2 separate regions of the Homo sapiens genome follow, and region 2 is linked to region 1. Evidence: chromatin loops called from intact Hi-C (ENCODE). Cell type or tissue: psoas muscle. All regions are shown on one strand.

Evidence for each region. Hi-C counts contacts between places; a loop is a spot of excess contacts. Peaks named below come from ENCODE experiments on the same cell type or tissue, not always from the same donor. Only the 100,000 strongest peaks of a DNase experiment are listed, where the experiment ranks them.
Region 2: a loop joins it to region 1, with 2.1 times the contacts of the local background. A loop is called at or near these places in 2 of 110 quality-filtered maps.

What each region holds. Positions count from the first base shown.
Region 1 is chr2:71,391,476-71,399,475 of GRCh38, reverse strand. ZNF638 (zinc finger protein 638) reads right to left here. Exons shown (of 28, transcript NM_014497.5): 11 at 3,285-3,335; 12 at 704-775. Among named protein-coding and RNA genes, the nearest start is that of ZNF638, 64 kb to the right of the region's middle. In psoas muscle, no CTCF peak of the experiment used is centred here; no DNase peak of the experiment used is centred here.
Region 2 is chr2:71,140,996-71,148,995 of GRCh38, reverse strand. It overlaps MPHOSPH10 (M-phase phosphoprotein 10), which reads right to left. Exons shown (of 11, transcript NM_005791.3): 7 at 7,627-7,764; 8 at 4,458-4,568; 9 at 890-997. Among named protein-coding and RNA genes, the nearest start is that of MPHOSPH10, 14 kb to the right of the region's middle. In psoas muscle, no CTCF peak of the experiment used is centred here; no DNase peak of the experiment used is centred here; H3K27ac peaks cover 843 bases.

The sequences.
Region 1 (8,000 bases):
TTTGACTTTATTACAAAAGCAGCTCTTTTCCACATAGTCATTATTTCTATTTATTTTCAGTACCTCTTTCCCAGTAAGATTAAAAGCAAATTTAAATCAAGATACAACTTTTTGGTGATGCCGTCAAATGAGCCACATGTTTAACCTTCATGTGGCAGACCAACATTGTAATCACACACACGCAAAAATAATACTGTGTAATTTCTGCAAAGATTCTTTAGAATTAGTCTGTTAGGAAAGGTACTACTAAAAAGATTGCTCTAGTTGCAAGGTGCTAAATTTATTTTAAATAGTGTTCCATTTCTTTATGAAAAAAAATGAATTCTCCTAACATCCTTTTTAAAAGTAACAAGCATCTAAGAAACTGTACAAACTGGAGAGGGCAATATGAATTGACAACTCTAAAAAAAGCGAAGGAAACAAAGATTAAACCATTTATGGAGGGAAACGACAGAGCAACCTGTGATTACAAAGCTGTCAAAAATGTACAGTTATATAGCTTTATATATATGTGATTGTTTACATGCACAAAAATATATCTGCCTATCTGCCAAAGATAAAATTCCAACAAAATGGGTCAGGTTTTAAATATCAAGGAAATATCTACTAAACTCTTCAAGTATTAGATGCTAAAAATTATTATACGAATTTAAAACATAAATAAAGAATAAACAATAAAATCTCTCCTCCCCAATAGTCTTACCTGTTTTGATTGAAGCTTTATTACCTTTAACAGCTACCGTTACCACAGATTTTACAGAACTTGCTGATTTCCCTAAATCACAAAAGATGCAGTCAAAACTGGTTTACTTAACTAGTATCAACAATCTCCAAAGAACCTCACAGAGAAAAAGATGTAAGAATAATAGGCTGTGTTTTATTCAAAACATAAAATGCTATCATCTTTGGGGACATAGGCCATTTTCTAAATCTAGCAATGATGATAATTTCTTCAGAAAAAAGAAATCACTGAAATAAGATATTTACCTCCCTACTGGGGTATAGGTCAAACATCCCTAAACTGAAAATCCAAAATCTGAAATGTTCCAAAACCTGAAACCCCGAGTGCTGCTGACATGACACCACAAGAGGGAAATTCCCATGTAAGTACTTAAAAAAAACTGTTTCATGCACAAAATTATTTAAAACACTGTATAAAATTGCCTTCAGGCTATGTATATAAGGTGTATATGAAACATAAATGAATTTCACGTTTAGACTTGGCTCCCATCCCCCAGATATTTCATTATATATATGCAAATATTCCAAAATCTGAAAAAAAATCCAAAATCTAAAACACTTCTGCTCCCAACCATTTTGGATAAGGGATACTCAACCTGTACTTAAAATAGCATTCATGCAAGTTAAATAAATTTCTGAATGTGTGGATCAACTAGAAGCAAAATTACTAATTCCAAGGACACAAAAACAATCCCATACTTTGAGCAGTTCCAAAAGCAGTTAAACCTAGATCCTCCCAACCCACACTTCCACGGCTCCTAATTGATTAGAAAGCATTCAAGAATACTTATATCATAGTCAGGTCATATAAAGATTGTTTTGACTCATTCCTACAGTTTCCTAGCTGTACAGTACTATTTAAATTGCTCTGACCATTATTTGTACCTACATTATCTATTACTATGGCCTATTTTCCAAGATGATACTGTTTATAAAGATGTGATCATGAAAGTGTTGCAGAAGATCATCAGAGAGCCCAAACCCTTTCCACCATTCAGAGAGCAACAGAAGATTTAACTTCGAAATTAGGATTCATAACAACTAGCGAGAATGGATGAGGAAAAAGCCCAAGATAAAAAATCAATAGATCTAAATTGAATTCCAATTTTTATTGAGAAGCTTTGGGGCACGAACAGATTTGTGTACACATTTCCCTATACATAAGGGTGGTGATTGCCAAAATTACCTAACAGGAACGTTATGAGAATACAATCATACTTTTAAAAATCATACAAAAAGCATTCATTGACATCTAAAAAAATCAACTGAAAGTTTACAAATCCACCCTTTATAGTCAAGACAGTCCATAATCTTTGCTCAAAAAGAGCAATACAAATCCTTATAGCTTGTCACGTAACTTGTCATTCACGACTTTTGCCACACTGCAGTAAACTGAGCCTCAGTGAGCCCTTAAGATATTTCTTTCACTATCCCTATGTTATTATCACAAATCACTTCTATCTGGGTACTGGGACTTAAGGAAAAAATAAAAAATAGCTGGCATTAATTTCCAGCAAGTAAAGGGGTGGCCATCAGCTTAATCCCAGTCTACCACATCCCCAATGACTCCCATACACTTGGTATCAAAGTAACATCAAAGTGTTGGCAAAATAAATGCAGCTTCAAGACAAGTTTCCTAGCCACCCATAACCCACTCAAATTACTGCTTCTATGAAACTACTATATGAAAATTCTGGATCTGCCACTAATAATGATTTTTGCCAGTTCCAGGCTGTTTCCTTTCCTTTTTAACATTATATGAAAGATTATTTGTTTGTTTATTTATTTGAGACAGAGTCTCACTCTGTCCCCTAGGCTGGAGTGCAGTGGCAAGATCTCAGCTCACTGCAACTTCCACCTCCCGGGTTCAAGCGATTCTCCTGCCCCAGCCTTCCCAGTAGCTGAGATTACAGGCGTGCATCACTGGTGCCTGGCTAGTTTTTTTGTATTTTCAGTAGAGACAGAATTTCACCTCGTTGGCCAAGCTGGACTTAACTCCTGACTTCAGGTGATCCACCCTCTTCGGTCTCCCAAAGTGATGGGATTATAGGCGTGAGCCACCATGCCTGGCTTGAAAGATAATTTAATACATTGATTTCTATCCACTTAAAGAGATGACCCTGAATTAATCAGGATTTAGCAGAACTGGGAGAAAAACTGGAAAGGATTATGCCAGGGAAAAGAGAAAAAACTTAATAATTACCTAAAATCCCACTATAGCTCACAAAAACTACAAAGGATCATATTTATTGAACTATTATATAAAAGTAAGGAAGAAGAGAGACCTCAATAAAAGAGAAAGAGGAAAATATGTGATACTCATCATAAGAAATTTCTCCAGTTAATTATTTCAATAATTACTATAGAAGCATTATCTAGTACATATCATTTCTCAAAATTGCTAGATGATTATAAATCTCAAAGATTAGCATGCATTCAATACAGACTATGTCATGTGAAATCCAAGACTACTACTGCCATACGATTTTAAAATACATTAAAGTTTTAACTAATAGTCTAGAATCCTAATTAAAAAAACATACCTGTAGATTTGTTTACTTTGGCTACAGATGCCTTGGCTTGTCCAGTTTTGGCTAAAACAACAAGAAAAACATTTAAGTACTACATTACAAATAACATCACTTGGATTTAGTTAAAAGTCAACCTAGCAATAATTTCGAAAGAACCCTGCAAGAAACAGCCCTATACTCATCTTTGTATGTCCATGGAATTACTATGGGGGCAAATTCTTAGATATGGACTTGATGTATCAAAAGGCATACAGATTTAAATTTTAACAAGTAACATTAGACTGACCTTCAGAAAGGCTGAACCAATTAATATTCCCATCAACAGTACATAAGCATAGGAATTATTCCCCATTTCCAAACACACACAATATATCAAGTCAAAATCCTGCCAAGTCTGACCTGCAGACTCAGGCTGAGCGACGGATGAAAAAAGTACACAGACACAGGTATTTTGCATGAGTGCGGCTAGGGGACTGTTCGGCCTTAGAGACACCAAAGAGAGAATGCAGCCCTGATAAGCTGGAGCCGCTTGTATTTATTCAGTACAGATTTAATGACAAAGGCCTGGAGCCAACACAATCTGTAGGTAATTGTCACCCCCACCGCCTTGGGAGCAGTCCTGCGCGCAATAGGATGATCAAAGGTCTGCAAAAGTAAATAAAACTCGTCTAGATAAATTCCTTTACACTCCTTTGTTACCTACTTCTTGCCCTTAGCGTCAGGGTAAGAGAATTTAGCTGCCTTCAGCCTTTATTCTCTCCCGAAGCTTTGCAAAACCTCCTGGACTTCCAAGAAGGTTTGCGTCTCTCCTTATAACTTTTCCCACCACCCTGACTGATCTCCTACATCTCCCCCTTTTGTTTTTTGCATCAGGTTTTGTTGATTGAAGAGTACAGATGTGCACAGCAGCAGGTTTGTCAGGCGTAGCGATTACTGCTCGTATTCCGGCTTTGCATCCTAGAATTAGTAAATAACATAAGACAAACATGAGTATAATTAGTAATATTTTTTTCCAATCAAGGAGTGAGGGTCTATCCAGGAGAGATGTTCTTGCACATCCTTCCATATAACTGTTTGTTGGACATGTAGATCTATGGCGTTTAGGGATTCTAGAATTTTAGTTTTAAGTTGCTTTACGTCTGCTGTTAAATTATCATGTAAGGTCACCCCGAGGTGTTGTTTCACCTCATCCCAACTATGTATTGATTGGTTCCATGGTAGAGAGGTGACACAGATATGCTTATGCTCCCAGTCACAGTTTAATTGCTGTCAGAATGCCAGCGCATCTTGTCACTCCCCTACATGTTCCAAGGCAGCCTCGAGGGCTTGCAGATGTGCAAGAACCTTTTGATTTGTACCCTGCTGTAAGAGAAGTTCATTAGACACATTTCTGGCCAAGTTATCTACAAAAGCAGCTATTTGTACTGATTCAGTAATAGATGCTACAGCAAAACTAGCAGTTGCTAGGATGACTATGGCTGAGACTATAAAGGCTGTAAGATTAACTATGAATCTTTGGTGTCTGACCTGGGACAGGGCATGTTCTAAGGTGGCAAGAGCAAAGGAACCTTGCCAATCGTGTATCAAACTGACTGGTAGGAATGCCTCAGATTGTCTCCTTAATACCATAATACTAGTAATATTTAAATTAGATATATTGTAATTAATGATACATGAGGTGAAGCAAGCCTGTCCTTGCACTCAGGTCACAAACATGGAGTTTTGAGGTGTAATGGAAATACTGGTTCCCATAAGAAAAACATATGGATGGGTAGTGCAAATCAGGCACTGATCTGTGTGATTATGCATAAAGGTCATAGTATAATTGTTACTGGAATTATGTTATGTCCCATGCCAGGTGTTAAGGGTGGTGCTAAGATGTCCCAGATGCCATTAAGTGTCTTGGGGTGGCAAGGACTCTACTTGGGGTCTGGGATATCCCATCCCCCCTTTGGCCCAAATCACAGGGGAACGGACATGGCTATGAAACTAAGATTGACACCACAATGGATGCAAACATCAGTATGGTCGCCCTGTAAATGACCGTGGGGGCTCCAGTCTAAGATGTTAAATTGCCTAACTGGAGACTAAGGGCTTGTCCCCCGTGACAGACCTCCCAACCAAAGTGGAATCCATTACTTTCCTGGCTTTGTTCTTTAGCACAGGGAAGAATGCTGGGGAAAGTGGCACTGATTGCCTTGCCCGGTTTGAGGCTACTGGCACAAGAATGTTAAGGCAATTCCTTTGCCATTTGTAGCCATAATTGTGTTTCGGCAGGTACATAGTAACCTTACACACAGTGGGAAGATAATGGAGTGATATGTAGTGTTACCTGGCACCTTAGTCCAATGTGTGCCATTAATAACGGACCCTACTGGGATAAGTCAATCCCTCCTAGCCAAGCAGTTAACGTTATTAGAGGCTGGGAAGGGGGTGCCTGCCCAGGTAACAGGGCGTAAGAAAGGCGGATCTAACAGATGAGCCCAATAGAGTGTAGCCGGTACGGGTTGCAGGGGAAGCGAGAGCATAAAAAGGATCCTACGTGAGTTGTAACTTACACCAGAGAGCAGAGCAAGGAACAAATTATCTGGAGTGAATGGTTTCTGTGTCTGGAGCAGGATTTGCTCAGCCTTGTAAGTTGTCTTCTTCAGCATCCCCCAGGTAATGTCCGGGGCTTGTGTCGTCTGAGGAAGCTGTGTTGTCTGGAGCTGCGGGTCCTGCAGGATCATTTCCTTCACTTCTGGTACTGTGTTGGGTCCTAGCCACGCCATGGTATGGTCTGATGCATCGTACTGGAATCCAAAGAGGGCCTGAGGGGGGTGTGAACACAAGCATATCATCTTCCCCACGTTAGCAATTCATTTGGACTACACCATACGTTACTATTTACATCTTTCCATAAAACTGCGGGTTTTATGTCTTGAGAGGTTTTAGCAAGGTGCTTTTCTATAGTTGATTGAAATTTATCATTTAAATTTTAGAAATTAAGGGTAAATAACACTTGTGCTAGTAGTGTTGCAGGGTCCTTACTCATTTTCCCCTTTTTGTTTTCTGAGCATATTTTTAAGGGTGGAGTGGGCACGTTCTACTATGGCCTGTCAGTTATACGGGATGCCTGTGGAATGTTGGATGCTCCATGTGTGACAAAATTGTTGAATATGTGAGCTGGCACAGGCCAGATTATTATCAGTTTTAATTTTTGTGGGCCACCCCATAAACGCAAAAGTTAAAAGATGTTTAATGATGTATCGTGTGGACTCTCCAGGAAGAGCATGTGCGCTAATTAGGTAGGAACTGGTATCAATGGATACATGTACATATCTTAGTATTCCAAATTTAGGGACGTGTGTAACATCTGTTGCTATAATGGATAAGGTTCTAGTCCTCTAAGGTTAACACCTGTTCAAGGAAGAGATGTGCCTGTGAGCTGGCAATCTGGGCACTGCAGGATAATTTGTTTACCCAGTCTTTGGGTAAGCTGCTATTGTTAAGTTTCTCTAATTTTGGTGGAAAAACTGAAGCGACTGGGTGGCTTGGTCAAGCAGTGACGTCATAAGCTGCAGGTCTGCTTGATCACTGCCATAAGCCAGTGGGCAAGGCAGTGAGCTGTGTGCTCGAATATGTGTGATAAAACTGTGTATGTTGACCCAGCAATTGCTGAAGTCCAAGAAAAGGTGTACACAGGGTAGGCTCGAGAGTGGACTTAATGAGGGCGGTCTCAAGGTTTTGCAACAAACAAACAGAGTCACTAACAATGTTAATGGGCTGAACGGATTCGGTTTCTAGGGCCAGTACTAGGGCTCCAACCTCAGCTCCCTGAGCGGTAGTAAATCCAGATTGAGTGAGGGAATTATGTGGTTTCCACCAAATAGCCGCTTTTCCATTTTTACCAGAGCCATCAGTAAAAAGCGTTAAAGCTTTAGGTATGAGGGAGTGAACTACTTTTGTTGGCAAAACTAGAGGAGTATGAGATAAGAACTGAAATAGTCTGCCAGCAGGAAGGGCATATTTTATATGGCCTGCATAATCAAAGAGTGCTAATTGAAAATCTAGAGATGGAGCAAGACTACTTCGAATTTCTACTCAAGAAAATTCTTATGACATTCAGGGTCATAACCCAGCCACAGATTGCATCGTCTGCAGCCCATATAGATGACTTTACTAACTAGCTGGATATAGCCAAATAGTGTTTTAGTCCCAGTATGTGAGCAAAAAACACATTCTAGGAAGCGCAGCCCTGTGGCCATCTGTCCTATTAATCCTGTAGAGGAGTGTTTAGCAGGAAAAACAAACAACTGAACTGAATATCGTGGATCTATGCTATCTAGTTGTCTCTGAGAAATAACTTGGTCTATTTCCTCAATTTCCCTTTTTGCTGCGGGGGTTAAATACCTGGGTGAGTCTAGGGCAGCACTGCCTTTTAGGATAGAAAACAGGTTCTGTAATTTATCAGTAGTTATGCCCAAGGTGGGGGGATGCCAGTTAATATCACCCAGTAATTTTTGATAATCATTTAAGGTATGTAAGTTGCTAGTATTTAATTTAACCTTTTGAGGTCTTACTGACCAGGAAGTTAGTATGTACCTAAGATATTTCCAAGGTGAGGACATCTGTACTTTTTCAGGTGCTATGATTAACATCTTAACGACAGAGGCATATAAACTCAAAAGTATTGGCTCTGTTGGGTCTGCTAGTAAAATATCATCTACAAAATGAATAATCTTGCAA
Region 2 (8,000 bases), 250 kb after region 1:
TTCCCAAACTAATTCACAAGAAGGCAACATGGAGAGTTGGGTTCTCAACCTAACAGCACAAGAGGAGCCAGCCCTCCACAGCATTTAGATTCCAATGGGCTTCAGGGACATGCCAGAGGCAGCCTCAGCTCTGAGCTGCTAATGACAGCAACTGGACTGAGGCCAGAGGGCAGAGACCAAGGAACAGAGGAAGGGAAGGGAAACATCTCTCTAGTGAGGATCAATTCTATCTCTTTTCTCCTCAGCTGCCAGCCTATCCTGCCAGGGCTGTCACCTGCACTGAGGTGGCAGAGGCTCAGACAGAAGGGGTGAGTGTAGGTGTAGCAAATCAAGTGAGGAGGGAAAAAGAAGGCCCTGCTGCTAAGCCAGCCAGGAAGATGAGCACCTGGCAGAAACCATTATTACTGTGTAAGGCATAAGCTTCAATGTTCACATGGCAGGGATTGCTGCATTTGATATATCTAGCCTCTTCTGATAACCAAATGCTCGATTCTAGATTCAGATTCCATTACTAATTAGCATTACATGAATAAAATAAGGGGGAAATGCTGACACTAAACTATTGCTAGTATATATGCAATGCAAGCCATTTGTTTTCAACTTAACATCACTGCTAGTATTCAGATTGGATTATAATAAGATATTGATACTAGCTATTTTAAAACTGCTCTTACAGTAACTCTCAAACCTGTACCTCATAATAAAGCCAGAATATAGGAGACTGGTATTTGAATATTATAACATTACTAGTTTGCTTATACTTAGAAACTGCTGAGATACATTGGAATAAGAACTACAAGTGCAAGGCAAATGACGTCAAATAAATGGAGTCTGGCTATGATCAACTAACTTGTAACAGACATTTAAGGTTTCAACATTGGCTTCTTACCTTGATCTCCTCTGGGGCCAGGAGAGCTGCATCACTAACACTCACTGGGGCTACTTCCTCCATGGTTATGGCTGGCAGATTTGACACAACTTTAATCTCTGGTACAGGCTAGAAAAGAGATAATACATTCAATGGGAAGCCAGAAGGGACTCTAACACAAAATGTGTGAACTGTGAACCTATTAACTTAAAGTATAATATATAAAATACTTTATGGAGATTATCTTTTTTTCACTTGCTTGAAAGTCAGCAAACCTAATGGAGACTATTTAAAATGTTAGATATGGTGACAGCCAAAGTCCTAAGTGGACTGGCATGACGGCAGTGCTGAGGGGCAGCACTGCTTCAGGATCCCAGAGACCTGGGTATTTTAGGGTTTTCTGTCTCAAAACCATTCCAACAGCATGTATTTCTTTTTCTTTTTTTTTTTCTTTTGAGACAGAGCCTTGCTCTGTTGCCCAGGCTGGAGTGCACTGGCGCTATCTCGGCTCACTGCAAGCTCCCTCTTAAGGGTTCATGCCATTCTCCTGCCTCAGCCTCCCGAGTAGCTGGGACTACAGGCGCCTGCCATCACACCTGGCTAATTTTTTGTATTTTTAGTAGAGATGGGGTTTCACCGTGTTAGCCAGGATGATCTGGATCTCCTGACCTCGTGATCTGCCCGCCTCGGCCTCCCAAAGTGCTGGGATTACAGGCATGAGCCACCACACCCGGCGTTTTCTACATTTTTACATAACATTTCTGCCATCTTCAAACATCAGTTCTTCCATCTCTTCCTCAACTATTCCTATCTACCATGCATGTGGACATTCTCAAACAACCATTAATGCTGTTTGGTAAGATTTACTGATCTCTATTAATATTATCTTGACTTTGCTTACAGAAAAAAAAGCTAGCTCTAAGAAGTATATGGAAAAAGATGCAAGGAAAGATGCTTACGGGAACAAGAGTCAAAAATAGACTACTGATAAATTTCCTCATCTTTCAACTACTGAAAACATCTCTATAAACAAATATGAAATAATACTGAAAAACTCAAACAGTATCAAAATAAATCAAAGCTATCAATTACAAAAAGGGGGAAAGAATGCAATGTTAATTGAAGGACCATCTGCTTCAGATTTTTGTCTTTTTTTGAAAGAACTACCCAAGAAATCCAGTAATTAAAACAGGTTTCATACTGATCCTGCAACTAAAATGGTGACTATATATTGCAGTTACATTAGCATTCTTTCTTCCTTATCACCATCCTGTCCATGGAGTTATTTGCTCAAGGAAACTTCACAAAGAACAAAAACAAGCCATAAACACAATAGGATCCTGGATTCTAAGTGAGAGAAAAATGAGAGTGTGAAAGAAATCATTTCTTCCACTGGACCACTGTTCAACTGTTATTAAAAACACTGTGTTCCATTCTAGTGTTTAAAGAGAAATATGGAGAAAAAGAAGACAGTCCAAAAAGCCACAAAATGCTGGGCACGGTAACTCACGCCTGTAATCCCAGCACTTTGGGAGGCCAAGGTGGGCAGATCATTTGAGGTCAGGAGTTTGAGACCAGCCTGGCTAACATGGTGAAACCCCGTCTCTACTAAAAATACAAAAAAATTAGCCAGCCGTGGTGGTGCATGCCTGTAGTCCCAGCTACTCGGGAGGCCGAGGCAGGAGAATCGCTTAAACTTGGGAGGCAGAGGTTGCAGTGAGCCAAGATCATGCCACTGCACTCCAGCCTGGGCAACACAGTGAGATTCTGTCTCAAAAAAAAAAAAAAAAAAAGCCACAAAAAATAATGGCTGTGATTAGTAAATGGAGTCTACAGAGATGGTGTGAAATACCAACCTGAACATGAAAAAAGTAATATCAAGGGGAACCTACACTAGCAATTCTACATTTCTTAAGGGAAAAAAGAAAGGCTTTTCATTTGGGCACATAGACACATATACATTCACTTCTCCTTCACTTCCCAGTATTCCAAGGAATGTCTAAAGGCTTCCGTGTGTTAGATCCTAGCTAGTGCGAGGAACAGAGTGGAACAGTAGATGCATTTCGTGCTGCCTGAAGACAAGTAGAGAGCAATGAACAACTAGCGAATGACTGCAAATGTGCAATGCAGCTATGAGGAAAAGGAGCCAAGTGGTGAGACATGCAGCAAGGTGGGAAGGGGAGTCTACCCTAGGTAAGGAGCCAAGGAACATCTGCAAGGAGGGAAAGGCGTCTAGCCTGGGCAATAAGGAGCCAGCCATGCCAAAAAGGAAGTGCAGCCTACTGGGCCAGGGGAAGAGCACAGTGAGAAAGCGCAAGGGACTTGGCCTGCTCAAGGAATCAGAAGATCAGTGGGGGTGGGGGTAGCAAGCCAAGGGAGACCAAAGGGGTGGGAAGAGCCAGATCACACAGGTAAGGCCCAGAAAGGCCCACGTCCTTCATCTCAGTAAGACCTGCTGGACAAGAGGAGTTGAGAAATTCCACTCATCTCTTCACCTGTTTATTTTACACAGCCCATAGCAGGGACTTTGGGAATCTAAAGATGGTTCCTGCCATCAAGAACTTACTTGCATGTAATTACAACTGGATTAAAAGCATACATATATACCAAAAAAAAAACCAAACAAACAAAAAAAAACAACCAGGTTAAAAAAGCTTACTGTCTGAGAAGATAAAATATTTGCATGGGAATCACCTAGCCATCAACTAATAATAAAGGATCTTGGAGATTAGCTCTTCGGTACAAATGAAACGTAAAGCGATTGCCTGCATCATAAAGCTAGTTAGGAGCAGAACTCAGCTCAGGTTCTGACTTCTAGACTAGTCTTTAATTCATGACATTCCATTTCAGACAACAACACAGGCACCAAAGGGCAACAGGTGAACAAGTACCAAAGGATGGTACAAGCATGTTTTATGGGTTCACAGAAGCTGGTAAGCAGGAGATGAGGCTCCAAGGAATAGACAGGTAGAGCCAAGTCTGGGTGACAGACAGACAGGGGAGGAGCATTTGAGAGGGCTGGGCCTGGTGAAGGAACATCATGCGGAGACAGCTGGGCCCAGAGTTAGTTCTCACTCTCCCACCTCCTAAACCTTGGTTTTCTCCCCTGTGAAATGGAAACTATAGTACCTGCCTCAGTGTTGTGTGCATTAAGTGTTAGTGTATGTAAAGAACCTAATATGACACATAGCAGATACTCCATAAATGCTGGTATAGATATCCATACATCTCCAAACCCATTATACAATGAAAATGCAACAGAAGACTGAGAGGGTAGGGAAAGGAGGAGTCCCTGTGGCTACGGCTGAGGATCTTTTAAAGTGTGAGGTAAGTTAAAACAGTAAGAGGCAGTACTAGCATGATGCCTGACCATGCCCAGCCCCAGCTGGCAGGGGCTCACTGAAGATCTGGGTAGAGCCAGAACTGTCATGGGACCAGAAGTGAGCTTTCCTCATGGAGACCCTGCCTGGAATTTACAGCAAACTACAAGTTTGTATCCTGAAACAAAATAAAGAGCTAGTCTCACAAAGGATCAAAGCTATGAAGGTCACCCTGCTCTAGCTACACACTGAACTGTTAACACACTTACCGGTTTAGGGATAAAGTGGAAGTTTGAGAGGGCATCCAATTTTAAGAAGAGGGAATCCATCATCTTCTGAATTTCTACATGTTCTGGATTTTCTTCTTCTGCTGTTTTTTGCTTAGGAAATAAGTTCAACAATGTCAAACTAAGCGACTTGATATATATCACAGGACAAAACACTAAAGGTCAATGAGAGTATTTCTAACTTCTCATCACTAAAGCTTCAGCTACAAAGAAACATTCCAAAAGCAAAATTAAAAGCAGCAGTACCATGAGGGTTCCAGCACCTACCAGAGATGTGATGTGCATTTTAGGAGCTACAGTAACCATTACCTCTAATACTCAGAACTTAAAAATTTAATTACCTTGGTATTTACTTCTGTCAAAAACTAAGCTATTCCTAAGATGGCTACAGTTGTTTTTAAAAGGAAAATAGCAAGTGATAACAAGTGTTGGCAAGGATGGAGAAACTGGAACCCTTGTGCATTGTTGATAGGTAGGAATGTAAAATGATGCGGCCACAGTGGCAACAAGCTTGGCAGGTCTTCAAAAAGCTACACAGAGAATTACCATCTGACCCAGCAATGCCACTCCTAGGTGTACAACCAGGAGGATTAAAAATAGATACTCAAACAAATACATGTACATGGCACTATTAACAGTCAAAAGGTGGAAACAGCCTGAATGTCCACCAGTGGATAAGCAGATAAACTGTGGTAAATACACACAACGGAATACCGTGTAACCATAAAAAAGAAATGAAGCACTGACAAATGCCAGTCTTGAAAACACAACACTAACTGAAAGAGGTCAGAAATGGAAGGCCACATATGGTATGGTTCCATTTATATCAAATACTCAAAATAGGCCAATCCACAGAGATAGAATGCAGACTGGGGTTTGTTGGGGCTGGGGCAAGTGAGGAAAGGGTAGCAACTGCTTAATGCGTATGGGGCTTTATTGTGGGCTGATAAAAATGTTTTAGAACTAGAGAGAGCTAGTAGTTACATAACACTGTCCTAAATGCTCCCAATTTGTTCACTAAGTGGTTCATTTTATGTTATATAAATCTCACATCAATTAAAAAGAAAAAAAATGGCCCAGCATGGTGGCTGGCTGGGCGCGGTGGCTCATGCTTGTAATCCCAGCACTTTGGGAGGCCGAGGCGGGAGGATCACGAGGTCAGGAGATCGAGACCATCCTGGCTAACATAATGAAACCCTGTCTCTACTAAAATACAAAAAATTAGACGGGCTTGGTGGCATGTGCCTGTTACTCAGGAGGCTGAGGCAGGGGAATTGCTTGGACCCGGGAGGCAGACGTTGCAGTGAGCTTAGATCACGCCACTGCACTCCAGCCTGGCAACCGAGCAAGACTCCGTCTCAAAAAAAAAAAAAAGAAAAAAAAGAAGTAAAGTGTTAATATAGACTTCATAAAATTATCCAAATACCCATTTGGATGGTAGGGACTTTTTTGTTCTTTTATTTACATGTAATGTGTTAAAGATTTATTCTCACAAATCACATTGAAAAAACTGACAGCAATTTTAATTCTACTGAAGAGAAAAAGAAAATTTCATGCTTCTCTCTCTGTCCCCTTTGGCCCCAAATGCTTATTCTAAATGCCTAAGAGGGCTTTTTGTTTGTTTGTTATTAAGACATGAAAAAAAGAAACCCACCAGAACTAGGAAACGATAGGCTCTTTGCCTCCTGATCCTGATGACAGAGATGCATTCAGGTCTGTTTCCAATGTCCATCATCAGCACCCACCTTCCAGCCATAGTCAGGCATCACGCTACTACTGCTTACTATTTTAACGTACCTCACACTTTAAAAAATCCTAAACATGTCCTTTCACCTCATTCTAGGTAACAATATCTGTAAAATCAAATATGTAGCTATATATTGGCTACACAGCATTTTTCTGAGCCACATTACATACACAAATGTGAGTAAAGGGTCCTACATGTGCTGTTTACCATCATTTCACTTCTAGAACTAGCCTAGCTACTAGAACTCCAAGTCCATCCTCAAAAACTTCTGAACTGGCTGTTGACTTCTAAGAGAGAAATGAAACTAACATTTAGAGCTGGCATAAGCTATTGCATTACCTATCTAATTTTTAATTCTCGTGGTCATCAAATACCTTCTGTATCTACCCAATCTCCTCAAAGATTCAAATGAAACTGTACACATCCTCCTTCAGCTACCACCTTGGATTGCAAGGCAGCCAGGAAGAATTTTAATTCAAATCTTTTCAGTTCTTCAGTTTCACAGTGGCATCAGGGCAATTTGCTGTTGCTAACTGAGGGGCATTCATTAACAAAATCTGGTGGGAATCGTAAATGGCTTTTGCAGAAGAAAAATGCCATCTGATCCCTAAGTACCCACATTCCCAATAAATCAAATGTGAAGGAATAATTCGATTATTATATCAGCATATAATATTCCTAGGAATAGGACCTTGTCCTATTATTTAACCAGCGATTTCTTCCTTTCTTTCTTTCTTTTTTTGAGATGGAGTCTCACTCTGTCGCCCAGGCTGGAGAGCAGTGGCGCGATCTGGGCTCACTGCAACCTCCACTTCCCTGGTTCAAGCAATTCCCCTGCCTCGGCCTCCCAAGTAACTAGGATTACAGGCACATGCCACCACGCCCGTCTAATTTTTTCGTATTTTTAGTAGAGATGGGGTTTCACTATGTTGGCCAGGCAGGTCTAAAACTCCTGACCTCAAGCAATCCGCCCGCCTCAGCCTCCCAAAGTGCTGGGATTACAGATGTGAGCCACCATACCCAGCCCAGAGATTTTAGTTAAGTGAAAGAAAAAACAGACCTAAAAATCAGAATGAATTCATAATCATGTAAAATATATCAGTTACTTCAAAATATCAATGAGAAATGCTTTTAAAGTTGTAGCACCACCATAATTGCTAGAAAGTTAATGAGTTGTAAAAGTATCAGGTGACCAAAGTCTAATTGCAAAGCAACCCCCCTCAACCCCTCACATCCAGCGGGAATATTAGAACCCTTCTATTCCTAGCATGCTCTGTCTCATACTTACATGAGGTAGCCAAAGAGCTCAAGATTTCTGTTTCACGATTTCAACAGTCACAAAAAGCCTAGTTCTCTACTTCTATTTCTTTAATAATAATGGCTTGGCCTTACAGGCTTCCTCACCTGGTTGAGTTTGATGTACTCCTGTTCATAAATTTCAGCAAGGCTCAATTTACTCTTCTCATGGTCTAAGGTTAAACGCTTTTTATATTCATATGCATCCTCTTTAGGTTTTTCTTTACGTACTACATCATCCCAAGCCTGAAACATAAAGTGCAGGTAGAACATAACAAAACCTACAATTTATTTCTAGGTTCACTTAAGAATCTTCCTCTGGAATATTATTATAATAAATATTATCAATATATTAATAAATTATCATTAATATATTAATAGTAAATTATATCATTGTTATAATAAATATTTATTATTACTTATTACAGAGTAAGCAAATTATAGCAAAAAGAAAATTTTCAACTCCTGAAATAACTATTCAA